Regions from separate parts of the Homo sapiens genome. Here all the other regions are linked to region 3. The links are chromatin loops, found by intact Hi-C in ENCODE. Cell type or tissue: OCI-LY7. All regions are shown on one strand. Links, peaks and the distances in the headings refer to the core of each region. The heading gives the core; the rest is flanking DNA.

Region 1 (10,512 bases), core at 2,243-7,242, 260 kb before region 3:
AAGCAACTGAAGATCCACAGAAGTGAAAATAGCTTAACTGATGACATTCCACCATTGTGATTTGTTTCTGCCCCACACTAACTGATCAATGTTGTTTATAATCTCCCCCACCCTTAAGAATTTTCTTTGTAATTCTCCTCACCCTTGAGAAGTTACTTTGTGAGATCCACCCCCTGTCCCCAAAACATCGCTCTTAACTCCACCGCCTATCCCAAAACCTATAAGAACTAATGATAATCCCACCACCCTTGCTGACTCGTTTTTTGGACTCAGCCCGCCTGCACCCAGGTGAAATAAACAGCCTTGTTGCTCACACAAAGCCTGTTTGGTGGTCTCTTCACACGGACACGTGAAACATTCTTAACTCCTATATCATTATGGTGGTAACTTTGGGTAATTTTTAACTTTACTGTGAAACCTGGTAGGTTGTTTTGATTATGTATTAGGCATAGATAAAGTCTGACTTTTTCCAGCATACTTAGGGGTGTGGTTAATTTCGTATGTCCCCAGGCCTTACCAAGTTGTAAAGCAGGTAGTTTACAACCTTGGAACATTTAGCAAACCTAGTATCTGACTTACATGATTTAGACCACCTATTTACATGTTTATGACCCTTGTATTTTACCAATAATTCTTAAGACTATTTTTATTTCTTAAAGATTAAAGTCATATGAACTAAAAAGCATTACAGCTTTTTATTTTTTCTTTAAAAATACTTGATTTAAGCACTCATTTTTCTTTAAGCCAATCAATTAGAGCTCTTTTTATAGACATTACACACAACACATATATACACAGACAGACAGAAGATTCAGCACTTCTGAGATTTTTCATTTGTAAGTTTATTAATTGGATTACCTGCTTCAGGGTAAAGCCCTTGGAGGAACAGGAAGGAATGCATTTTTAGGGCCTAATAAGCAGGCACAGCTGAAGGCAAAGACAGATCCCCAAAATTAAGGGTGCCATTTTATACTGGATCTTGGATCCCCAGAATGAGGGAGATGCTACAGGAGGAGGCAGTGCAGTGCTTCTACCTTGCATATCATTGCAAGGCAACCCAAAGCCAATTGGCTTGTTTTGTAATTAGCCCATCCTCCATGGAGTCTCATCTCTTAATGGGGAGTGGGGATGTTTCCATATCTTCCAGGTGGACAAGAGCATGCTTCTCTGATTCAAATGTGCAAAGAGTTAAGTATCCCTCCATGAACACTATTAGCCATCCCTTAAAGTATATTTCCTACCTAGTTATTACACACCAAAGCTCTCTCATACTGCAAGGTAACTTTTGATACCCCCAAAACTTAAAACCATCAGATAACACAATGCAAAACAGAACAGAGCCTTTGATTTTGAGAGGGATCCATCCACTTTCAATTCCTGGGGTTACATGAGGAAAATAGGGGGTTTTTCCCCCAAAATGGAATCTATGGTGCCTCCTCTGTTTTTCCCAAGGAGTCCCAGGCTACCAGAAGTTATCTTAGGGCCTCTCATGTGTGCATTAAGAGTGGAAAGACAAAAAAATGGAGAAAAATAATTCAGTCGACTGAGAAGAAAAAACCTTTTTCCAGAAAAATAAGATCCAAGAAGAGAAAAACGTGAATGCCTTTTAAATATACCTATAACTTGGCTATCCATTTTTAATTAAGCTGAGCACTATTTAAGAAAATCCTTTTAAATCTTTTGTTACTCGACTTCAGCCATGCAAAACAATTAAGATTTTCAGCTTTGGAACTTTACAAAAAGTAACCCCACAGGTGAAACCAACAAGCCTTAATTAGGTTATAACTTAACCTCCAGTGTATGAGGTATTTTCAAAGGGGTGGTAAGCAGCTTTTGAAACCATCATTGCAAAACTGTGACTGAGACAGTGAAAGAGATCCAACCCAAGTAACTCCATCTTGCTCCAGCCTGCAAGCTGTCCTTGCCCATCCCTCGGCATGGGCCGAACCAACTTTGGGAGAACCCTGGTTTGCAGTTTATAGTTTAAAACAAAGATGATAACAGCCCCTTCCTAAGGTATACTTCCCTCTTGCCTGGGGACCAGACAAGAAACTAGCCACAAGATTAGAAACCATGGCCTAGAAGTCATGCAGCTGGAGGTTACAAGATTTTGACCCTCCCTAAGCTGCTCTCAAGATCAGCACTTAAGATATTTTGTAAACCCTGGCCTTGATGGATCATCTGGCACCACCCAGATTGATAAACTGGCTTATCTGATTTTGTGGCCGCCACCCAGGAACTGACTTAGCACAAGAAGACAGCCACCATTGTAAAATGGAGACTAAAAGTATTGCCACGTGGTTACAGGTCATGTTTCCAAGGACACGAAACAAGATGGAGGCCTGTAGCCAAGTTTGTTACTGATCATTTTGTTAGGCTGGCTTGAACAGCAGTCTTATGCGGTCCTGGCCCTGCATCCTAAGGTACCCTTTCTTTTGACAAAACCATGCAGAAAGACACACAAAACACAACAGATTGGCTACAGCTTAAGACCAACCGCACAAATCCTTTTTCACTAATTAAAACTTTATATAGAGAATATAAACAATAATCCTTATTTCCCCTTTTACCAGTTTACTCAGGGAAAGAGAAGCCAAAAGCTCAACTGGTAAAAAACAAAACAAAACAAACAAAACACACACATAACTTTTACCCTTTTTTCAGCATGTCAGGCTTCTGGGTTCCTTTACCCCTAGCTCAACTCTAAGCCAAGCATTTTAAGGTTTGAGGAAATTAGCTCTTCCCAGGTTGGAAGAACATTATAAAAGAAGAGATAGAAGCCATTTTAAACAACGAAAGAAGGAAAATTACCACAGAAAAGTCTGGGAGTTCCAATTAGGATTGTCAAGAGGTGCTGCCTCTCTTCCTATTGGGAATGGTGTTTCCCCTATTTCTTCACATTCTCTATTTTCTCCTTTCCCTTTTGGCCTGCTGTAGGAAACATATTGCTCATCTCTGAAATGCTCTGCTGCCTGCAGAGCTGCCTGTTTTTCAGCTACGGTTAGGGTTTGGTTTAGGAGCAGCATAATATCACTTTATGAGAGGTTAAACACCTGAGTTAAATTTTGGAAAGCTTCTATATAACTATCAGAGTTGTCAGAAAATCGGCCTAAGTCTCCCTTTATTTACCTAAGGTCCTGTAATGATAAGGGAACTTTAGGGGGCCCCAAGTTAGGGGGATCCTCAGATGGTTCCCCCAGAAGTTGCTTCTCCAATTTTGGGGAATCATTCTCTATAGGCCTGTCTGATATGACTACTACAAGAGCTGGGTTGATTGTGCAATGCTTGCAAAGGTCTAGTAAGAAGGCCATGCCCTTGTGTAAAAGAAAGTGAGCCACTTTTCCTTCAAAGTCTCAGGGTTAAAGGAGTCCCTGTGCTTCAGGATGCACCCCAGAGGGGTGCAAGCTGAAGATGGTTTGTTACCCATTTAGAAAGAGAAGCAAGAAAAAGGCATCCCTTTTGTCTCCTTCCTTTTGGTGTGACCAAGTGTGGAGGAAAAGACAATGGGGGCGTCCTCTCTGCTGTTTTCCCTCCTTGGTTCCTAGGTCCTGGCACCTTGTTGAACACGCCACCCATGGTTGTAAGTGTGACCGCCCCCCAGCCATGGAACCAGAGGAACTAAGCAATTGAGATTAGTCACGCTTACCCATGTGACTCTAGTCCTCTGCCTGTGATTTCCCTTTGACTTCCTAGACTTGTGTGATCTGTGTGCCTCCCTGAAAAATGGATATTGGGAAGGACTACGTAATAGTTGCCTTTGGAGCTGGGCACAGTGGCTCATGCCTGTAATCCTAGCACTTTGGGAGGCTGAGTCATGTGGGTCACCTGAAGTCACCCAGGTTGGTTCGAGACCAACCTGGCCAACATGGCAAAACCCCATCTCTACTAAAAATACAAAAATTAGCCAGTCTTAGGCCGGTTATGGTGGCTCACGCCTGTAATCCCAGAACTCTGGGAGGCCGAGGTGGGCGGATCACGAGGTCAGGAGATCGAGACCATCCTGGCTAACACAGTGAAACTCCATCTCTACTAAAAAAAAAAAAAAAATTAGCCGGGCGTGGTGGTGGGCGCCTGTAATCCCAGCTACTTGGGAGGCTGATGCAGGAGAATGGTGTGAACCTGGGAGGTGGAGCTTGCAGTGAGCCGAGATCACACCACTCCACTCCAGCCTGGGCGACAGAGCAAGACTCCATCTCAAAAAAAAAAAAAAAAATTAACCTGTCTTGGTGGCAGGCACCTATAATTCCAGCTACTCAGGAGGTTGAGGGGGGAGAATCACTTGAACCCAGGGCGCAGAGGTTGCAGTGAGCCAAGATTGGACCACTTCACTCCATCCTGAGTGAAAGAGCAAAAACTCCATCTCAAAAAAAAAAAAAAAAAGGTCGTTGCCTTTGGAGGGTATTAGATTGAACTCCATATTTTGCTATTATGGCCCATGCTGAAGCATTTCCCCCTAGAGAATGGTTCTCATTAACTTCTGGACTTAAAATCCCCTTAATAAGTATTGCTTTAACTGGAGACATAAATAGGTGACTTAAAGGAACATAGGGACCTAATAGTGATTTTCCTGCTGATGGGACAGTATTGGAACTAAAATTTGGTTCTGGAGGACATTTTGCTCCTAATTGTTGAATGCAGAGTTTTCCCATCCACAGAAGCAGCATAAAGCTTGGTCTCTAGTAGAGAGGTGCAAAATGGGAGAAGAAGTGGGAAGGTACAGTGTTATGTCAAAGGACCGACAACGCCTCATGGAGATGATTTTTAGTTCACTAGGTGGCGATATTGACCTTAAAATGCCACGTGCTCTCCAGCTCAAGGGCAGAGAGTGACCTGGAGATGCCATGTGCTTTCCAGATCAAGGGCAGAGGGTGAAATGCTCACTGTGGGAGAAGACTTTCTGTTCCTAGGAAATCACAATGGCATTCCCCTGAGCTATATTCCAGTTACTACAGCATTTCCTGATCTTTCCTAACAGGATTACTTCCCTGAACTATAAAAATTCCTGCACATTGCATGCAGAGAAAATAGGAGACATGGTGACCATGGATAGAAGAGGAGGAAAATTTTGTAACAGGATAGCTAGAGATCCTTTTTGCCAGCACTCAGATGGGTGGCCAAAGGCTGGGTTCAACCCAGAAGCCTCTGGATAACACCAGGGTGTGCCCTGGCCAGAAATCCTTAGTTGCTCCAGGACCTCTCCCAGCCCCATGCAATGGCTGGGAGTGTGACCCCCCCAGCCATGGAACCAGAGGAACTAAGCGATTGAGTTCCATGAAAGGAAACTGGTTTGAAGCATTTTTAAATGGAGTCTGAGAGCCTTGATATTAAAGGTCAGATTTGAGGTTTGCTCCACACTTACTGCTCTGATGTTTATACTTTCCATTTTGGTTCTGATCCTGCATGAGCCCCCAGATGAAGCGGCATTGTTGTCTAGGGTAAATACCCAGGGTTCATTGTCTCGTGCCAAGAAAATTAAGGACACAAACACATGTGGGTGGGTTAAGGAGCAGAAAGTTTAATAGGCAGAAGAAAGGAGAGAGAAGAGCAGCTTCTTGTGAGAGAGAGGTGTCCGAAAAAGGGAAAAGTGGCAGACCATAGCAGATTTTATAGGCAGGCTTGGTAAAGCCCACTGATCCGTTCAATCAGGTTTGATGTTTACATAGCCCACAGGGAAGGCTGGTTTCCCCACCCTAATCTTATTATGGAAATGGGCTTTCCACTTGGCCAGCGCCATCTTGTCTGCTCCTTACTATACACATGACTGACAAAGAGAAGGGAAGATGGAGCCACCATTTTGAACTTGCCTAGTCCCACATAGTATTTTTCTATTGGCACAACTGCTGGCATTCACCTGTGCAAGCTTCCAGCTTGCTTGTCCATGTCTGTAGCTCAATTTTACAGGCTGTTCTTTGTTAGAAAAGAAAATGATTTGAGGGCTGCTTTTTATTAAAAGGAAAACCTTACCAATACCCTCAATATCTGCCTAAGTAATTTCTTCTTAACTCTTAGTGCTAAAGGTCTTAGCTGATAATAGCCACTGACAGCAACAGGCACTGTTAAGGGCTTTTTTCTTTTTTCCAATGTTTTATTATGAAAATTTTCTAATAGATAAATCTAAGTTTAAAATATTATCAGATGAACATCCATGTACCCACCACCTAGATTCTACCACTTACATTTTACTGTACTTGCTTTATTATATATCCATTCATCTATCCATCTATGGAAATATTTTAATCTTGGAAGAGCTCCTGGGAGCACCGTGTTGAGTCATCTGCTCTGCTTAGAATGTCAAAGAATAACTATTATGCCACATTGCATGAGTGGGGAGCACTAGCAAAACTATGTGCTTTTCTGACTAGGTGTGGTAGCTCACTTGAGGTCAGAAGTCTGAGACCAGCCAGGCAACATGGTGAAACCTTGTCTCCACTAAAAATACAAAAATTAGCTGGGCATGATGGCACACTAGTGTAATCACAGATACTCGGGAGGCTGAGGCATGAGAATCACTTGAGCCCGGGAGGTAGAGATTCAGTGGCTGAGATCACGCCACTGCACTCCAGCCTGGGCAAGAGAATGAGACTCTGTCTCCAAAAATAAAAATTAAATTTAAAAATAAACCATTTGCTTTTTCAAAAGAAGGTACAGGAGAACTTTGTCAAGAATCCAGATTAACATCAAGGAAGACTTCAAGGATGACTTCCCAAAATGGATCAATGTCTTTTCCTATCCAACTCCCAAACTTCTGGTGCAACAGCCCTGAACAAACTATTTGCAGCACCAGAATGGCAAGAACTATCATTTATGACAATAAGTCTATCTTTATTTCACTTGAGATGAGGGAATTTGTGATCAAGTGTGACTAAACCTACAGATGGACAGGCTAAGATAGTACAGACCTCTAGGTATCAACTTTCCAGGTTTTGTATCCCTCCACATCTATTATTTTTAAAGAATGTGACTAAGAGTAAATGAATCAATGTTTTAAAAAATAAAGCAGAATCTCAAAACTGGCTTTGACCACTTGTAGCAAGACTTAAGGGGCATACAGCATTCTAGCTGCAGTGTTGTCTGTAGGGGCTCTTCACATAGGCTTCTTCCAGGAGTATGTTCCCACGTCTGTGACTCAGGTTACTGGGCCTATGACATGTAAGAGCAGGCAGGCCAATGTGGCATCCCCACTCAAAGGTGTCCCTTGAAGCATGTGAGAGATGATGCAGTGCCAAAAAGGTGAGCCTTCTGCCAGAGGGCAGGACATTATTGGAGGAAATGTCAACAAGGACCAGGGGCAGAATCAGTGGGGCTGGCCATGCAGAAGGGAAAACTTGTGACACGGCTCAAAGGAGTTCATTCAATGCAGTTTCGTAAGTATTAGCTGGGGGCTGTCTTAGTCCCTTCTGCTGCTATAACAAAATACCTTAGACTGAGTAATTTATATATAATAGAAATTTATTTCTCATAGTTCTGGAGTCTGGGAAGTCCAAGATCAAGGCACCAGCAGATTCAGCGTCTGGTGAAGCTTTGCTCTCTGCTTCATAGGTGACGTCTTTTGCTGCATCCTCACGTGGTGAAAGGCAAAGGGCCAAAAGGTCAGTCAGTCTCTGAAGCCTCTTTAATAAGGGGATTAATCCCATTCATGAAGGCAGAGCCCCCATAACAATCATTTTCCCAAAGGCTCCACTTCTCGATACTATCACCTTGGGACTTCAGTTCCAATGGAGAGGAACATACCATAGAGACATTCAAACCATAGCAGGGGCCTGCTGTGTTCCAGAAGCTGCCAGGAAATCTGGTCTTCCAGAGAAGAACTCTGAAGGAGTGGGAGAGAACCCTGGGCTCAGCCAGCATACAGATTTCGATCCCTTCACAGAAAGGGGAACTGTGTGCTTACTACACAATGCTCTTGCCTCACTCAGGAACTTAAGGAGCAATTTTTCTTCTCTCTTATCAGAACATTAAAAAAGTAAGCTGGCATAATTTCCAGGCAAGCAGTTCTTTTGACAGAAAATTTTACTCTCTTCATTTGTTGCTACATACTGTATTTTCTGGAGAATGAGCACAGAGGCCCTTGCTAGAGAACAGCAGATATTAGTCACAGCTCGTTGATTTCATCTATTCCTCCCTAGAAGGAAAAATCACTACAGGGTGATATAAGAAAGTAACTAAGAGTAGGATGCCAATCTCAAATTAGCAGTTATGAGACAAATGCTGGTGTTTGTAAGCAAAGGACTCAGGAGTTTAAACCCCAGAATCTGCACACATTGCAGCATAAACTGAAACAAATTAGTAAGGCAGTTTTTGTGGCCTTTGTGATTATTTATTTATTTATTTATTTATTTATTTATTCATTTATTTTTGAGACGGAGTCTCACTGTGTCGCCAGGCTGGAGTGCAGTGGCACAATCTCAGCTCACTGCAACCTCTGCCTCCCAGATTCAAGCGATTCTCCTGTCTCAGCCTCTGAGTAGCTGGGACTACAGGTGTGCGCCACCACGCCCAGCTAATTTTTGTATTTTTAGTAGAGACAGGGTTTCACCCTGTTGGCCAGGATGGTTTCGATCTTTTGACCTTGTGATCCGCCTGCCTTGGCCTCCCAAAGTGCTGGGATTACAGGCGTGTGCCACCGCACCCAGCCTGTGACTTTTTTAACCTGTAATCCACCATTGCCAGATAAATCTTCCCTGAATTCAAAACATGCACACACACACACACAAACACAGACACACACACACTTCTCCCAAATCAAGAACTTAGTCAAATACTAGCAGTCTCTCTCTCTCTTTAACCACAAAGCAAGGAGAAGAACCTACAGTCTTAACCAGTATTTATGGGGTTATCAGATAATGATTTCTCAATTACACTTCCTCTAGGTCACTAAGTGAAGTAAGTCATCATTTTTTGCCAGAAATAACATCATCTGGTATTTCTACACTTATGAACAGCAAGTAATACAAGTTACAATTATATGAATCATCTTTGATTCTGCCTTTCCTTCCCCCTTCCTCGCCTCCCAAATCCAGTTGGTTCCCAAGTCCTAGTGTGTTGTTATCTCCTGTATCTGCCCTCTTCTCTCCATCCGTATGGTTAATGCCTTCATGCAGGTCCTCTTCCTCTCATATTTGGACTGTTGCAATAGTCCACTATTTTCCCTCCTTTCAGTCTTGAACCACTTCAGTCCATAAAAATAACTGTAAGAAATACTGTTCACAGATCAAGCACTTCATAAGCATTCTGTCATTTAACCTTTACCACACTGTCATGAGAGAGCCATTATTATTCCTGTTTTCTGATTAAAACTCAGGGAAATGAAGTGACTTACATGGGAACACACAGATGGTGAATGGTAAAGGCAGAATTCAAATCTAAATCTGCATGATCCTAAAGCCAGAGACTGAGACACCATGCAACACTGCCTGCCTCCCCACTCTGCTATCAGAGGCTTCTGCTAAAATGAAACTGACCTGCTTCCTGGCTCAGAATTCTTCAATCACACCCCATTGCCAATTGCAGGGAATCTTTTTTAAAGCCATAGAATCCTTTAATCAATAAGATTGAAAGCATTATTCTTCTATATAAAGCAGATAAAAATGTAGCTGACATGCTTGGTGCAGGTGTGGAGATCTAGCTGACTTGCAATGGTAGTGCCAAGAGATGTGTGGACTCCCACAATTTAATGGAAAACATTCATAAGATTCTTCCCATTGTTTGATGTAAAAGTAGTGTTAGGTAAAACATTATGTAAAATAAAGATTCAAGCTTTCTCTTCCAGCCAGATAGATGTCTCTCAGTGACTTTACTGCAGTTCTCCCACGCTCACTGCAACTCATCTTTTCCCTCTGCTCCCCTCCCAGTTCTAGACCTGAGGCTCTGGCCCTTGCACTCCAGATTGGGCAATAGGAGTGAAACTCCATCTCAAAAAAAAAAATAAATAAATAAACCTAAAATAAAATAAAGGGAATCCAAATAGGTACAGAGGAATTTAAACTGTCACTGTTTGCTGACAATATGATCCTTTACCTTGAAAACCATAAAGACTCCTCCAGAAAGCTCCTAGAAATTATAAAAGAATTCAGCAAAGTTTCCAGATACAAGATCAATGTACACAATTCAGTAGCTGTTCTATACACCAACAGTGGACCAAGCGGAGAATCAAATCAAGAACTCAACCATTTTTACGATAGCTGCAAAAAAAAAAAAAAGGTAGAAATATACCTAACCAAGGAGGCAAAAGACCTCCACAAGGAAAACTACAAAACACTGCTGAAAGAAACCATAGACAACACAAACAAATGGAAACACATCCCATGCTTATGGATGAATAGAATCAATATTGTGAAAATGACCGTACTGCCAAAAGCAATCTACAAATTCAATGCAATTCCCATCAAAATACCACCATCATTCTTCACAGAATTAGAAGAAACAATTCTAAAATTCATATGGAACCAAAAAAGACCCCACATAGCCAAAGAAAGGCTAAGCAAAAAGAACAAATCTGGAGGTGTCACACTA
Region 2 (5,000 bases), core at 1-5,000, 190 kb before region 3:
TTGTTTTCTTCAAGTAAAAAAAAAATGCTGCAGAATCATCTTAGTAATGCTTTATTTGTTAATTCCAGTTGTTTTGTTAGAATGCTAAACCCAGGTATTTTTCTTAAAGATTATATTGGATTTCTTTTTCTATATTGTAATATTATAAAGAAAAATATCACTGGCTTTAAAACATGTGTTTTATCCATCTTTACTTTTAGCTGCAGGAATACAGATGAATCAAATTGTTGGTCTTGGCATTTCAACACAGAGAGCAACTTTTATTACGTGGAACAAGTAAGTACATTCTGTGATAAGCACCCTACTGCTGGGTTCATGCCACAGTGAGTACACGGTTATGAAATCTCTTTGGGGAGTTTTAACTTTCTGAATTGAGAATAGTTTCGTTTGGTTAAGAGGGATGAAATGTGCCTGCTTTCTGGCTTGTATGCTCACTGCATGTCATTTGGGCTTGACTTATATTATATAATACCACAAAAAGACTTAACTGTCATTAAAATTATCCATTTCTTTCTTTCGGGTAAGTTAGCTTTTCAAACAAGCATAGATCAAAGATCTAAAAAATTATACCTAAAAAGAGTCAGAGGAAACTCACAAATTTCAGAAACACAGTACTGTACTATGGTTTATATTTTCAGTCTACTCTAAATTTAATATTTGTCTATAGCGGCCAGGAGCGGTGGCTCACGCCTGTAATCCCAGCACTTTGGGAGGCCGAGGTGGGCGGATCACGAGGTCAGGAGATCGAGACCATCCTGGCTAACACGGTGAAACCCCGTCTCTACTAAAAATACAAAAAATTAGCCGGGCGAGGTGGCGAGCGCCTGTAGTCCCAGCTACTCGGGAGGCTGAGGCAGGAGAATGGCGTGAACCCCAGGGGGCGGAGCCTGCAGTGAGCCGAGATTGCGCCACTGCACTCCAGCCTGGGCGACAGCGAGACTCCGTCTCAAAAAAAAAAAAAGAAAAAAAAAAGAAAATATTTGTCTATAGCATATGAGGCATATATACTCTAAACACAGTTATAATATTGTAATAGCTACTGTATAGTAAACATCTGTGACAGTCCCAAGTTCCATTATCCTTACAACAAACCTATAATTTAGGCATCATATCTGTTTTTACAGAGAAATAAGTTGTTCAGGGTTGCTCAGGGAGCAAATAGAGCCAAGATTCTAAATTGTCTTTTTGACTCAGAAGCGTATGTTCTTTATACTATCCCCATATTGCCTTCAACATGTTTCTTTCTTTTTCTTTTTCTTTTTTCTTGAGACAGGGTCTTACTCTGTTACCCAGGCTGGAGTGTAGTGGCATGATTACAGCTCACTGCAGCCTCAACTTCCCAGGCTCAGGTAATCCTCCCGCCTTAGCCTCCTGAGTAGCTGGGACTACAGGTGCACTCCAATATGCCTGGCTAATTTTTTTGTATTTTTTGTAGAGACGGGGTTTCACCATATTGCCAAGCTGGTCTCGAATTCCTTGGCTCAAGCAATTCTTCCACCTCAGCCACCTCCCCCAGCTAGCATGTGTTTCTCTGTGTCTTGGTTTAAACACACACCCACATTCCCTCCCCCAAAATCCCCCCGCCCACGTACCCACACACACCACTGTAAAATGTGTTTTTGTTAAAGCATTAGGCTCCAAAGGACATCTTGAGCTTGGGCAGTGGGAAAGAAAAGTGAGCAGAGGGGGAAAAGATGAATCTGAAAAATATAATTAGGGTGAATTCACAAGGACTTGGCTTCTAATTCAGTATTGGGCAGGAAGAAGAAATTTGAATTTACCAATACTGCTGGCCTTGATGTTTGGGCTGTATGATAGAAATCATAGAGAATGTAAGGAGGAATGGGCTGGGTAGTAGTGAGAGTAGGTAGAAGGAAAAATGATAAAATGTTTGGTTTTGGACGTGTGAATGTGGAGATATCTCAGAGGTGACTAGAACATTGGTTTAACTTGGACTGAGGCATAGCACATCTCCATCAGATAGGATCTTTTTATTTTCATTTTTGGGGGATGAGGTCTTCACTTTGCTACCTAGGCTGGAGTGCAGTGGCACGATCATAGCTCACTGCAGCCTCGAACTCGTGGGCTCAAGGGATCCTCCCACATCAGCCTCCCAAGTAGCTAGGACTATAGGTGTGTACCACACTATGGCTGGCTAATTTTTAAAATTTTTATAGAGATGGAGTCTCACCATGTTGCCTAGACTGTTCTTGAACTCTGAGCCTCAAGTGATCTGCCTGCCTTGGCGTCCCAAAGCGCTGGGATTACAGGCGTGAGCCACCATGCTCGGCCCAGTACTCTTTTTTTTCAGGACATGCTGCATCTCAGATTGATGCCTACATCTGCAGTTCCTCTGTGCTTACTCCACTCCCCAGCACTGGCCTTGGTTATGGCAAATCTTAAATAAATCTTATACAGTAGTATATTGTCAGATGAAGGGGTGAATGAATTAAACTTACCTGTACAGATAAGGTATCTAATCTTAGTGACCCTGTTGACATTTTGAGCTGAATAATTCGTTGTCATGGGGACCGTCCTGTGGTGTTGCAGCTGTTCAGCAGCATCCCTGGCCTCTACCCACTAGATGTCAGTAGCACCCCAGCCCACCTCACCACCATTTGTACCAACCATAAATGTCTCAAAACATTGCTGAACGTCCCCTGGGGACATCCCCAATTTGGAACCATTGGTGTAGATGAAGTCTCAAAAAATAGGTGTGTTCTCTGGTAGAGATTATGTGGAGAAAAGAAAAGCAAGCTAAGGATTTGGACTGCGGGTCCCTGCTCCCACCAAATTTAAAGTGAGTCAGGGAAGAAAAAGCCAGCAAAGCAGGACCAACGCTAATCTGGGAAGTGGATGGATGAAAGTGGAGGGAGGAGTATTCTCAGGGAAAGAACTGATTGGATGTGTCATATTCACTTGGCCATTGGCCCCAGTGATTGCTTTCATCAGGACCTGGCTACCATATCACTCATGACAGTAAGGTCGGAATATTAGGAAGCAGAGTTTTTGTCTGATGCTAGGACTATACATCACCATTAGAAGGAATAGAAGAGTTAGATTTCAAGACAGTTCACTTTCCTTACTGGTGGTGGTGGTGTTGTAGAGGGATAAGACTTCTTCCTAAAGCAATTCATTGTGAGTTTTTTATCTTGGCTGTCCTTTTTTCTTTTTTGAAATGTTTGTATTCTTTCATGAGTTTTGGGAACATTCTTTGCTTGTAGAAACTGAAATAGTGGATATTTTTTGAAGAAAGACTGAAAGCCTTTGTGCTTCTTTTACATTAAAATAATGGAGCGGAGCCTATTCTGCTCATTGGGCCCCAGGGAGCCAATGTGGTGTATGATGCTGACAGATTCCACAAGAGCCCTAGCAAACAGCCGGGACACAACACAGATGGGCACAGCACAGGGCCAGCCAGAAGCACTAATTGTTCATTTGTGAGAGAAAAGGAGAGACAGACTAGATCCTGTGGAAAAACCTATTGTTCGTTCCAGTCCTGGCCAGCAGCTCCTCCTCCCAGCTTGTTGTTTTTTTCCTCCTGCATCCATGGTGCATTTCTGTCCTCATGGCCATAGAAACATTATTTTCCTCACAGTTGCTGTCAGGAGGTCTAAAACTTTGAACTTTCTTTTTGTTTTTCTCCCTATCTCTCCCCCATCCCCCTGTTAGGGACCAGGAAACTTACGAACTTTTTTCAGTCTTTGAGCTTTCTTCATGTTCTTCAGGTTAAGCTTTTTTTCCAATATATTCAAAAAGTGGTGTGTTTAGCCTGCTTTCTAAAATAACTCTAACTGATAACACTTCCATTTTGGTTCTTTTAAATTCCTTTTGTTCTAAAAAAAAAAAATCACGAGCTGTTTTGTTTCTTTAGTCAATGTCTCTTGGGAGATTTCTGCCAGCTAACTTCAGATCAGGGTGTGTGCCAATTAGCAACACAAACTGTGAGTCATGGGAGCCTGGATTCACTCATAACTGTTTGAGGGCTCACAGGGAGTAATGCACCGTGCTGGGGGCTGCACTGCGTATACAGATGAATAAGAATACCAGCCCTAATTTACAATCTCATTATATAGGTACACAAATTACTCTATATTCCCATTGCACAAAATAGATTTTTATTGTAGTATTTGATACTTACATTAATGAGTCTTACCAAATACTTATGACTTAAAATATATTAAGAGCCACAGAATGATGTAAAGTGTTAGAAGGGTTTAAGACAATTAATTTACAACATTGCCATTTATACTTTTCCTTCATTTTTCCTTTTTTTGTTGATAGAGATAAAATAAACCCAGGTCAGTGCTGAGTGAATATTGGAATGTATGCTATTACTTGAAAAATCAGTATTCTAGATTGTCTTGTTCTATGTTATAAATTAATGATGCCACTTTCATCTTGTGATTTTGTCTCTCCCCCTCACTGCTTTTCAGCCACACTAGCCATTCAGTTCCTCTAAGACACGCTTTATCTTGCTCTAGGACATTTGAACATATAGCACATTTTGTTGGGAATGTTCATACTTCTGATTCCTTCTTATCCTTCAGAGCTGAGATCCATTGCCATTTCTGAAGCCTTCACTGACCACCACACAGGGGCCATCTGTTAAATACTCTCATGGCACCTCTATTTATCCATTTTTTTTTTTTTGAGGCGGAGTCTCACTCTTTTGCCCAGGCTGGAGTGCAGTGGTGCTATCTCGGCTCACTGCAAGCTCTGCCTCCCGAGTTCACGCCATTCTCCTGCCTCAGCCTCCCGAGGAGCTGGGACTACAGGTGCCCGCCACCGCGCTCGGCTAATTTTTTGTATTTTTAGTAGAGACGGGGTTTCACCATGTTAGCCAGGATGGTCTCGATTTCCTGACCTCGTGATCCGCCTTCCTCGGCCTCCTAAAGTGCTGGGATTACAGGCGTGAGCCACCACGCCCGGCCTCTATTTATCCTTTATAGGGCGTATTCCAGCTGTAAGTGAGCAACTGAGTAATTGATTATTTGTTT
Region 3 (10,512 bases), core at 3,369-8,368:
GTCTGCCTCTTGGGGTAGTGACTGCCATTATGTTAGCCTTGGACTGGCAAAGAAAATATAGCATACAAGATGCTATATGAATCTGGATACTGTGAAGAAAATCTTACCCCTAAACAATTCTTAATGACCCCGGAATATATGACAACTTGATTGAATTGATCATTTCAATTATACCCTTGAAGTTTGCATTTTAGTTACAACGTATATTCTATTAGACACGTCTTATTTTTTGATATATAATAGCATTTAGTCATTCTTTGAAGTTCAATAAGGAAGTGAATGTTTCTAAACTATGATGTTTTTAATAGATACAGTGAAATTTTAAATAATACATTTACTTAAAAAAGTTTTAAGGAACTTAGTGTGGGTGGGGAGCGGGAGTGGGAGAGGGAGAGGGAGAGGGAGAGGAGGTCAGGCAGAGAGTCTTTCTTCTTTCAGTTAGGAAAGCCCTGGTGAAGAAAAAAAGCAACAGATGTTTCTTCTGTTACAATTGAGGTTGTTTCATTCAAAACTCAGAGTAGCTGGAATGGAGAGAGGAGGTCATAAATCTGATTTAATCAGTGAATAAATAAAATTTAGTCATTTAAAATTTATTATTTTATATTCAGGAATTGAAAGTCATAGAGTAACAAAATGAGTAACATACCCAATATTTAAAAAAAAACTTTAAATATTGCCTGTAGCCTGTATAATTAATGAAAATGTGAGAAAATTAATTCTGTTGAACTTCACTTAAGGAAAAAATTGATAATTAAATCATATAGACCATTTTTTTAAAGCCTAAGCCATCTAAAATATAGAGGAAACAGTTGCAAAAGTTTATCACTAGACAGTAGGTACAAAATCTCAAAATGAAAATAAAATGAGAAACATCAGTTACATATGTTGATAGATGATTTCATCTTCTGTGAGAAGCTGAGGCTTATTCCTAAGACCTTTGCATAAGAAATATGGGAGTAATATTTTGGGTTTAATTGAAATGATATGTTGCAGTTTGCCTCTAAAAAGAAAGATAATAAGCTTGGATTGGTTGCTAATGGAAAGAGGAGAATGTTTATCTGCTGAAAAGAGTAGGAATGAAGAGTGTGGAAGCATTATGCGTGTAATGAAAGCAGTCAAAATTTTGAAAAACAGTTTTTGAATTTTTGGAATTCATAATGAGGAAAGTGAAAACCTTTCCTTTTACAAGTAACACAAAGAAGTCCTATGCTGTTGTATAATGTGCGTGTATACACATTACAACTTTATTCATTTCTTAAGTTTGCTCTTGAAAAATCAGTGCTGAGCACCAGCTCTTTCACATATGAGGCACTTATTCAATATTTGCCATACCCTACACTGGAAAATTCGTAGTAATTTACAGTAGCCAATAAAGTTTTTGAGCTATAGTTTAAAATTTGCATATGGATTAATTATTATACAGTTTTCTAAATAATTGGCCTAAGGAGAGAGAAGGCTGGAAAAGATATCAACATTCAAGCAGATTATTAAAAATTCCTCTTGCTGTTAGCTAAGATCTGTGGGCTTACCTGAAGTTATTTTTTTGTTGTTTTTTTTTGTTGTTTTTTTGTTTTTTTGAGACGGAATCTCGCTGCAAGCTCTGCGTCCCAGGTTCACACCATTCACCTGCCTCAGCCTCCCCAGTAGCTGGGACTACAGGCGTCCACCACCACGCTCAGCTAATTTTTTGTATTTTTAGTAGAGATGGGGTTTCATCATGTTAGCCAGGATGGTCTCAATCTCCTGACCTCGTGATCTGCCCACCTCGGCCTGATGGTCTCGATCTCCCGACCTTGAGATCCGCCTACCTCGGCCTCCCAGAGTGCTGGGATTATGGGCGTGAGCCACTGCGCCGGCCAGAAGATTTTCTTTTCTTCAAATAATGATGACCAAATTTAGAGATTTTGAAGTTTGTTTGTTTTTTGAGATGGAGTTTCGCTCTTGTTGCCCAGGCTGGAGTGCAATGGTGTGATCTCGGCTCACTGCAACCTCTGCCTCCTGGGTTCAAGCGATTCTCCTTCCTCAGCCCCCCAAGTAGCTGGGATTACAGGCATGCGCCCACACGCCTGGCCTTTGAAGTTTATTGAATCATTATTTCAATTAAGATTCAGATTCTAAAACTTATCTATGTACATTTTGCTTATCTTAAGGAATAGCAACATGTAATGGTTGAGGTTTTTTCTCTCTAAAATAAGTAAAACAATTTACATGGACTTTAAAATGGATTTACAAACTATAGATTTGCCTAAAGAACTTTTTTTACAATTCTGATCAAAGAACAGAAATTTTGATGGAATAGACAGGCTTAAAAAAAAGTTGGTCACTCCACATGTAATACATAACTGTGACAGCATCATAGATTGTGATTATAAAAAATGTGTATCACTTACAATTATAAATGTAGACATGACAATAAGTTACTTAACAAGGAAAACAGTATCAGCAACAGCAACAAGGACATAGTTTGGACTCCTAGCCCTTCAAATTGAGAAATGAAGACCAAAATCAGTTGAATTATTTTAAGATGAATTCCCACTGCCTCTGTATGTGTAAATTATCTTGGAATTATTGAATGTGTGGTCAAATTATGGTTGAGAAGAGCACATTAGTTTTAGCATATATGGAGTATAGAACATAGAGAGTATAATTTTCTATATTATATTGTTGATTTATACTCTATGAGAAACCAAACCATTCAAGTTTGTTACCTGGAAATTGGTTGGGAGTGTCTGAAGGAAAAAACAAACAAAAACTTTCCTAATTCATCTGCCATTTAGAGGTAATTCCTTAATTGTCTTTAATTTCTAGTAAATACTTCCAGTCATAATCAATTTAAATATTAAATTAAATCTTTTTTTTTTTTTCTTTGAGACAGAGTCTCGCTGTTGTCGCCTGGGCTGGAGTGCAGTGGCACAATCTCAGCTCACTGTAACCTGTGCTTCCCGGGTTCAAGCAATTCTCCTGCCTCAGCCTCCCGAGTAGCTGAGATTACAGGCGCCCGCCACCAAACCCGGCTAATTTTTGTATTTTTAGTAGAAACGGGATTTCACCATGTTGGCCAGGCTGGTCTCGAACTCCTGACCTCAGGTGATCCTCTGGCCTCGACCTCCCAAAGTGCTGGGATTACAGGCATGAGCCATTGCACCCGGTCTTAAATTAAATATTTAAAATGTATACTGAAAGAAGACTTCAGGAGTACCTGAAGTTCTTGCTTTATGTATGAACTCTTTATCACAAAACTGAGGTCTTAGAGGAACCTGAGCCTTACCTATTTATTGTAACCCGATTCAGAATACCCAGAGAGGTCAATGATTTAGCCTTTTTTTTCTGCCTTATATATACATATGCAACTAGAAATAACAGCCACCTTGAAATTTCTCATCTCTGGAGTGGAGTAAGAGGGGAGATGTGCCTGATGCCTATATTTCTCTGAAGAGAAAACCTTTTACATTGTTGAGGAGCAGGTAGACCAGTATGAGTATGGTGCTTTGAGTATATTATGAATTAACTATGTTTTGTGAACTGATCCAGGAACCTGTCATGTAATTATGTTGTTTCTTTCTACCAAGTTTCAAGAAACCAATTTTCAAATGAATTTTTACATGGTAACTCTAAAGCTGGAGACTATCAACCGGGGACTTTGGTTTTGGCACTTTGCTCACTTGTAGTGAAAATTTGGCAACTCTTGGCAATTTCTCTGACAGAAAAATGAACAGACCACTAAGTGAGCACTTACTGTGTGCCAGGTAGACACAGTAGAACTTATTTATAAAAGTTCTCAAAAATCTTTTAATGGGCTGGGCATGGTGGCACATGCCTGTAATCCCAGCACCTGGAGAGGTAGGCAGATCACTTTAACTCAGGAGTTCAAGACCAGCCTGGGCACATGGCAAAATCCTGTCTCTACAAAAAATACAAAAATTAACTGGGCATGGTGGCACGCACCTGTGGTCCCAGCTACTCGGGAGAATGAGGTGGGAGGATCCCTTGAGCCCAGGTCAGGGCTGCAGTGAGTGGAGATCATGCCACTGCACTCCGGCCTAGGCAACAGAGCAAGACCCTGTCTCAAAAAAAATTTAAAAATCTTTAATGGATAAATTTTTAATACAAAGAGATTTTGTTGACATTGATGTCTAACTTTAAGATTTCTTGCATTTCACAATGTGATTTAAATGTAGCTTCAGTAATAGCCCTCAAGTAGAATATATTGTTGAGATTATAATATCAATAACTTACTGCAGTTTTGAGTGAGCTACTTAGTGCATGGTATTATAAAACAACGATCCCCTCTTTTATTTGCTAAGGAGAAGAACTGCTTTGGAACTCTTAATTCATGGGTGGTCCTTGGTCCCTTTGAATTTGTATCCTAAAGTTTTACGTTTATTTTAAGTACCCCCCAGCCAGGCGTGGTGGTTCACGCCTGTAATCCCAGCACATTGGGAGGCCGGGGCAGGTGGATCACTTGAGGTCAGGAGTTCGAGACCAGCCTGGACAACATGGCGAAACCCTGTCTCTACTAAAAATACAAGAAAAAAAAAAAGCCAGATGTGGTGGCACACGCCCATAATCCCAGCTACTCAGGAGGCTGAGACAGGAGATTCACTTGAACGCGGGAGGCGGAGGTTACGGTGAGCTGAGATCACGCCACTGCACTCCAGCCTAGGTGACACAACAAGACTCTATCTCAAATAAATAAAAAAACTTATTTTAAAAACCCAACTTTTTTTCTTTTTCTTTTCTTTTTCTTTTTTTTTTTTTTTTTTTTTGAGACGGAGGGAGTCTCACTGCGTTGCCAGGCTGGAGTGCAGTGACACGATCTTGGCTTACTGCAACCTCCGCCTCCCGGGTTCAAGCAATTCTCCTGCCTCAGCCTCCTGAGTAGCTGGGACTACGGGCGCATGCCACTGCGCCCGGCTAATTTTTGTATTTTTACTAGAGATGGGGTTTCACCACGTTGGCCAGGCTAGTCTCAAACTCCTGACTTCGTAATCCACCCGCCTTGGCCTCCCAAAGTGCTGGGATTCAGGCGTGAGCCACCTGTGCCCGGCCCAGGAACCCAGCTTTTTAATTCAAAGTCTGTCTGCAGTCATGGTCACCTCTTATAAATATTAGAAAAATATCTCACTTAACTGTAAATTTAAAAGGATTTATCTGTTACCCCTGTCTGGCTACCCTCTCGGACTGTGAGCTTCTTCATGAGAGTAATTTCCAGTGAAGTACTCTTGGGTATTTGAGTACTCATAAATTCTGATCCTTGTGGTTGCACTCAGCTGTCTTGATCAACTCTAGCCATTCAGTGGCTGTTGGTATGAGATAAAATGTGCTGCTTTCTGTGCTTTCTCTTTTACTAGGCCTGTAAACAGTGTCTGTGTGCCATCTGGTGGGTGTATTGACTGTTGTGATGGTGCTAACAGTGGTGATTGAAAATGGGCTAAACAGTGAAAAAATATAACACTTAAGAACAAGAAACAGAAGAAATAAGGGTCACTCAGACTCTTTTAAAATGAGAATAGAAATAAGTTCAGTGTACTAGAGTCCACTTGCATTTCGTTATTTCCTTAATTTGAACAAAGAGTCTTACCAGACCATAAGAATCATCTGAGGCACTTAAAAATACAAATTCTCCACCTAATTTTTGAATCTTTAGGTGTCCAGTGGAGCTCAGGAGTGTGTGTTTTGAATAAGAGACACCTCTCTTCCCTTTGTAGTGAATCTTGTGATCACTCATATTTGGGAAGAACTGCCGGGAAGGATTGGGAGGATCAAGTTGTTTGAGGACATACAGTAAACTTCCTCAATTATTAATCAGAAGATACATTTCAAAACTAGGAAATTTTAGTTGAGCAGGTGGAAGAAAAATGAGAAATTGAACAATTAAAAAGTTTCCTTGACTGAATATGCTAACAGAAAAAAGATTTCAAAAGGACATATTTTAACTAAAGATAAAGAAGCCAATGAAAAACCAGCAGTATCAAACCTACAGATGAGACAAATGTTTTTGGGTGAACACTTAAAAAATTATTGAAGGAGAAGGGCCCTGCAAGTGACCTTAGTGATTTCTAAGATCTTTTAGGTTTGATGAACTAAATGAAACCAATTATAATATTCCAGATACCAGAGCTTGAATTGAGGAGTTTGCTTAAGCAATGAGGAGATACTGTTTAAATCTTGCAATGTGGTAAGATGGAGAAGAAAAAATGTTTTTCTCCTTTCAAATTTAAGAATTTAGGGCATTCATGGTTCTAGATACAAGAAAAGGAGGGAGCTAGCTAATCGTTTTTAGAAAGTGTCCCCTAAGTGAAAATGTTCAACAAAGCCAAGAGAACAGGTTTGATCTTCTAGGGAAAGTATGTAGGAAAGACTGACATATAAGATTTATTCATTTAGAAATATGACCATAGAGCTATAAATACACTTAATATTATGGTCATTTCAAGGATCCTTTGGAAAGATTCTGGTTAGGTGATCCATTTGGGTGAATCCTGAAAGTTCTCTATGTTCTGGCAGCTGCAGAAACATTCAGGCTTTTCCTTCCGTGTATGTGATATGTAGGAATGTGCGTGTCAGATTTTCTGTCCTTATCTTTGCACAATGGGATGCCTGATCTCCATTTAGAACCAAATAGAAAGAGGAAGGTTCCAGAGGTCACTTTAACCATTATACTTTGGAGATATTATGAACTTTTTTATCTTCTCTTTGTCACCCATCCCAATTATAGTGATGTTGAGGTCATTCAGTTAAAAAGTTTTGTAATAGTGATTAACTTTGTATTTAATCTTAGTGACTTTTGGCGAACATGGTTCAGTACAAATGCATCAAAATAAAACATAACAGTGGTGTAATGTGCATGTGCAGGTAGGTAATACTAGTTAGTAAATAAAGTGAAAACTATTTTTTTTTTTTTGAGACAGGGTGTTGCTTTGTCACCCAGATGGGAGTGCAGTGGCATGAACACAGCTCACTGCAGCTTCGACTTCCTGGGTTCAGGAGATCCTCTTGCCTCAGCCTCCCATATAGCTGGGACCATAAGTGTGTGTCACTACACCTGGGTAATTTTATTATTTTTTTGTAGAGATGAGGCCTTACTATGTTGCCCAGGCTGGTCTTGAATTCCTGGACTCAAGCAATCCTCCTGCCTCAGCCTCCCAAAGTGCTGGAACTGTAGGCATGAGTCATCACACCTAGCCTGAAAACTTTTTTTTTTTTTTTAAAGAAAAAGGTATATGAGTATATTTAAACATAAAAATGAAGGAAGTCAGAGTAACTGCAAAGTTTGTTTTTATTTCATTTACATAGGTGATGCTGTTGACCTACAGAGCCTGAGTTACTTTCTTCTTTCTTTCTTTTCCCCCCCGAGACGGAGTCTTGCTCTGTTGCCCAGGCTGGAGTGCAATGGCACCATCTCGGCTCACCGCAACCTCCACTTCCCGAGTGCAAGCAATTCTCCTGCCTCAGCCACCCAAGCAGCTGGGATTATAGGCACACACCACCACTCCTGGCTAATTTTTTATATTTTTAGTAGAGGCAGGGTTTCACCATGTTGGTCAGGCTAGTCTTGAACTCCTGACCTCCTTATCCACCCACCTTGGCCTCCCAAAGTGCTGGGATTACAGACGTGAGCCACCGTCCCTGGCCCAAGAGTTATTTTTGAAATACAGGTGATAGATATCCCCTGAGTCATCCATATCCTTTCTCCCTAGTCTACTTTGTTTTCAGTGGCATATATTGCTTTCTAGATGGCTGGCTAAAATTAGAAATACAGTCTTAAGGTTGTGAAATCATTTCTCTTTGCAAAACAAATTGCCCCTTCTAGAATTGACCTGTGACTTGACCTCTTCAGTACTGTATTTGAAGCTAATTGATAGTCTTTTACAGTAGTTATTAACAGATAGTTAAAAGGTAGTACAGGAAGGAAGGAAATGCTCTGACACTACTTTCTTTTTCTGACTCAGCTTATTCTTTTGTGGAACTGTTAATCATGAATGAAACAAAACCATGGGGAACTGACATATGAAGAGGCAGATCAGTGGAGCAGAATAGAAAATCAATAAATTGACCCAAATAAGTAAACTCAAGGTTGCATTTCATATCAGCATGGAGTGGATTATTCATTAAAAGTGGCTAACTCAGGGGGAAAACCTTGGATCTGTCACTTCTTATATCAGATAACTTCCAGGTGGGTCAAGGATTTATAATTTAAAATGAAGGCTTTAAAATTGTATAAGAAGATGTTGGGGGGGGTGTTTAATATAATCTTAGTATACATTCTAACTGCTGATAATTAATTTATAAGAACAGCATATCCAACTGGAAATATAAAACCTATACGATAAGTAAAATGCAGCATGTTTAAAGTGCATGTATAAAGTACACTTCCAGGGAGCAAAGGTAAATTTAGGAAAACCCTGGCAATTAGTCTCACTTCCTTCATTTTTATATTTAAACACACACAGGCCTTTTTAAGTTTGACACAAAAGTCATTAAAAAGTTACAAAATTGACTACATTCTTAAAAATGTGCAAATAGGCCGGGCGCAGTGGCTCACGCCTGTAATCCCAGCACTTTGGGAGGCTGAGGCGGGCGGGTTACCTGAGGTCAGGAGTTCAAGATCAGCCTGGGCAACACGGTGAAACCCCGTCTCTACTAAAAATACAAAATTAGTTGGGCATGGTGACACATGCCTGTAATCCCAGCTACTCAGGAGGCTGAGGCAGGAGAATCCATTGAACCTGGGAGGCGGAGGATGCGGTGAGCCGAGATCGTGCCATTGCAGTCCAGCCTGGGCAACAAGAGTAAATCTCCGTCTCACCAAAACAAAAAAAAAAAAAAAAAAAATGTGCGAAGAATAATATATAAAAGCAAACACTGTTCAATTGGGGGAAATATTTGCAGCAAGTATAATAGAATAAACGTATTTCTTCAATATTTAAAGACGTTCTACCAAAAAAAAAAAAAAAAACTCACCAAAAACCAATAGGTGGACATAATTTTCAGGAAGGAACATTTACATAACTTTTAAACAAAAGATGCTCAGTGTTCAGCCATACTCATAACAATATATTAAAACCAAAATAAGACCAAAATGAGTTACTATACTTAATTTTAAATGTAAAAGTTGTCAAAGAAAATAAAATTTAAAAACACATTGCCTGGGTGCAGTGGCTCACACCTATAGTCCCACTTTGGGAGGCCGAGGTGGGAGGATTGCTTGAGCCCAGGAGTTCAAGAATAGCCTGGGCAACATGGTGAGACCCTGTCTCTACAAAAAATTTAAAAATTAGCTGGATGTGGTGGCGTACTGAGGAGGCTGAGTGGGAAGGATGACTTGAACCCTGGAGTTTGAGGCTGCAGTAAGCTGTGATTGTTCCACTGCAGTCCAGCCTGGGTGACAGAAGGAAACCCCGTCTCTAAAAAAATAAAAAAATAAAAAACAGTAGATTAATGAGGATATATGTAAATGGAGACTTTCATGCATTTCTAAAGGGAGAAATACACAGTTGATACAAGTAATGTGGGTAAAGAAATATGTATAGTCATTGCAGTAGTATATGTAATACTAAAACTTTTCCATTACTCAGGAGCTCAATAAATAGACTGCTGGAGCCATAAAAGGGAATACTATGTAGCTAATAAAATAAACATTGAGGCCTGGTACGGTGGCTGACGCCTGTAATCCTAGCACTTTGGGAGGCCAAGGTGGGCAGATCACCTGAGGTCAGGAGTTTGAGACCAGCCTGGCCAGCATGACGAGACCCCTGTCTCTACTGAAAGTATAAAAATTAGCCAAGCGTGGTGATGGGTGCCTGTAATCCCAGCTCTTCAGGAGGCTGAGGCAGGAGAATCGCCTGAACCCAGGAGGCGGAGGTTGCAGTAAACCAAGATCGTGCCACTGCACTCCAGCCTGGACGACAAGAGCAGGACTCCATCTCATAAATAAATAAATAAATAAAATATTGAGGCAACACTACATCTACAGATATGGAAAGGCATCTGAGATGGATATAAAAGCAACGCTCAGACTGATAGAAGGATATCTTTGGCTGGGCGCGGTGGCTCACGCCTGTAATCCCAGCACTTTGGGAGGCTGAGGCGGGTGGATCACGAGGTCAGGCGTTCGAAACCAGCCTGACCAACATGGTGAAACCCCGTCTCTACTACAAATACAAAAATTAGCCAGGCATGGTGGCATGTGCCTGTAATCCAAGCTACTCAGGAGGCTGAGACAGGAGAATCGCATGAACCCGGCAGGCACAGGTTGCAGTGAGCCAAGATCATGCCACTGCACTCCAGCCTAGGCGACAGAGCGAGACTCCATCTCAAAAAAAAAAAAAAAAAAAAAAGAATATTTTTGCATATGTGTTTGCATATGCTGAGGATATTTTTGGAAGCTTATCTACAAACTGGCACCACAGCTGTCACTAAGGAAGGGAATATTTTGGTGGTGATTCGGGATGGCAGGAGACTCAGTTTTCACTGTACACTCTAGTTTTATGAATTTGTATATATACTTCC

The links. Peaks named below come from ENCODE experiments on the same cell type or tissue, not always from the same donor. Only the 100,000 strongest peaks of a DNase experiment are listed, where the experiment ranks them.
Region 1: a loop joins it to region 3, with 7 times the contacts of the local background. A loop is called at or near these places in 14 of 110 quality-filtered maps.
Region 2: it touches region 3 in a loop (6-fold over the local background); 11 of 110 quality-filtered maps call a loop at or near these places.

What each region holds. Positions count from the first base shown.
Region 1 is chr3:142,274,449-142,284,960 of GRCh38, reverse strand. No RefSeq gene overlaps it. Among named protein-coding and RNA genes, the nearest start is that of GK5, 54 kb to the right of the region's middle. In OCI-LY7, for the core only: CTCF peaks have their summits at 4,561 and 4,763 (motif pointing right); a DNase peak (open chromatin) is centred at 4,800.
Region 2 is chr3:142,208,802-142,213,801 of GRCh38, reverse strand. GK5 (glycerol kinase 5) reads left to right here. Exons shown (of 16, transcript NM_001039547.3): 3 at 201-276. Among named protein-coding and RNA genes, the nearest start is that of GK5, 14 kb to the left of the region's middle. In OCI-LY7, for the core only: CTCF peaks have their summits at 2,384 and 2,585 (motif pointing right); a DNase peak (open chromatin) is centred at 2,621.
Region 3 is chr3:142,017,377-142,027,888 of GRCh38, reverse strand. All of the region lies in intron 3 of TFDP2 (transcription factor Dp-2), which reads left to right. Among named protein-coding and RNA genes, the nearest start is that of TFDP2, 130 kb to the left of the region's middle. RefSeq lists a silencer at 5,168-5,462 and an enhancer at 5,418-5,477. In OCI-LY7, for the core only: a CTCF peak has its summit at 5,380 (motif pointing left); a DNase peak (open chromatin) is centred at 5,328; H3K4me3 peaks cover 1,115 bases; H3K27ac peaks cover 3,038 bases.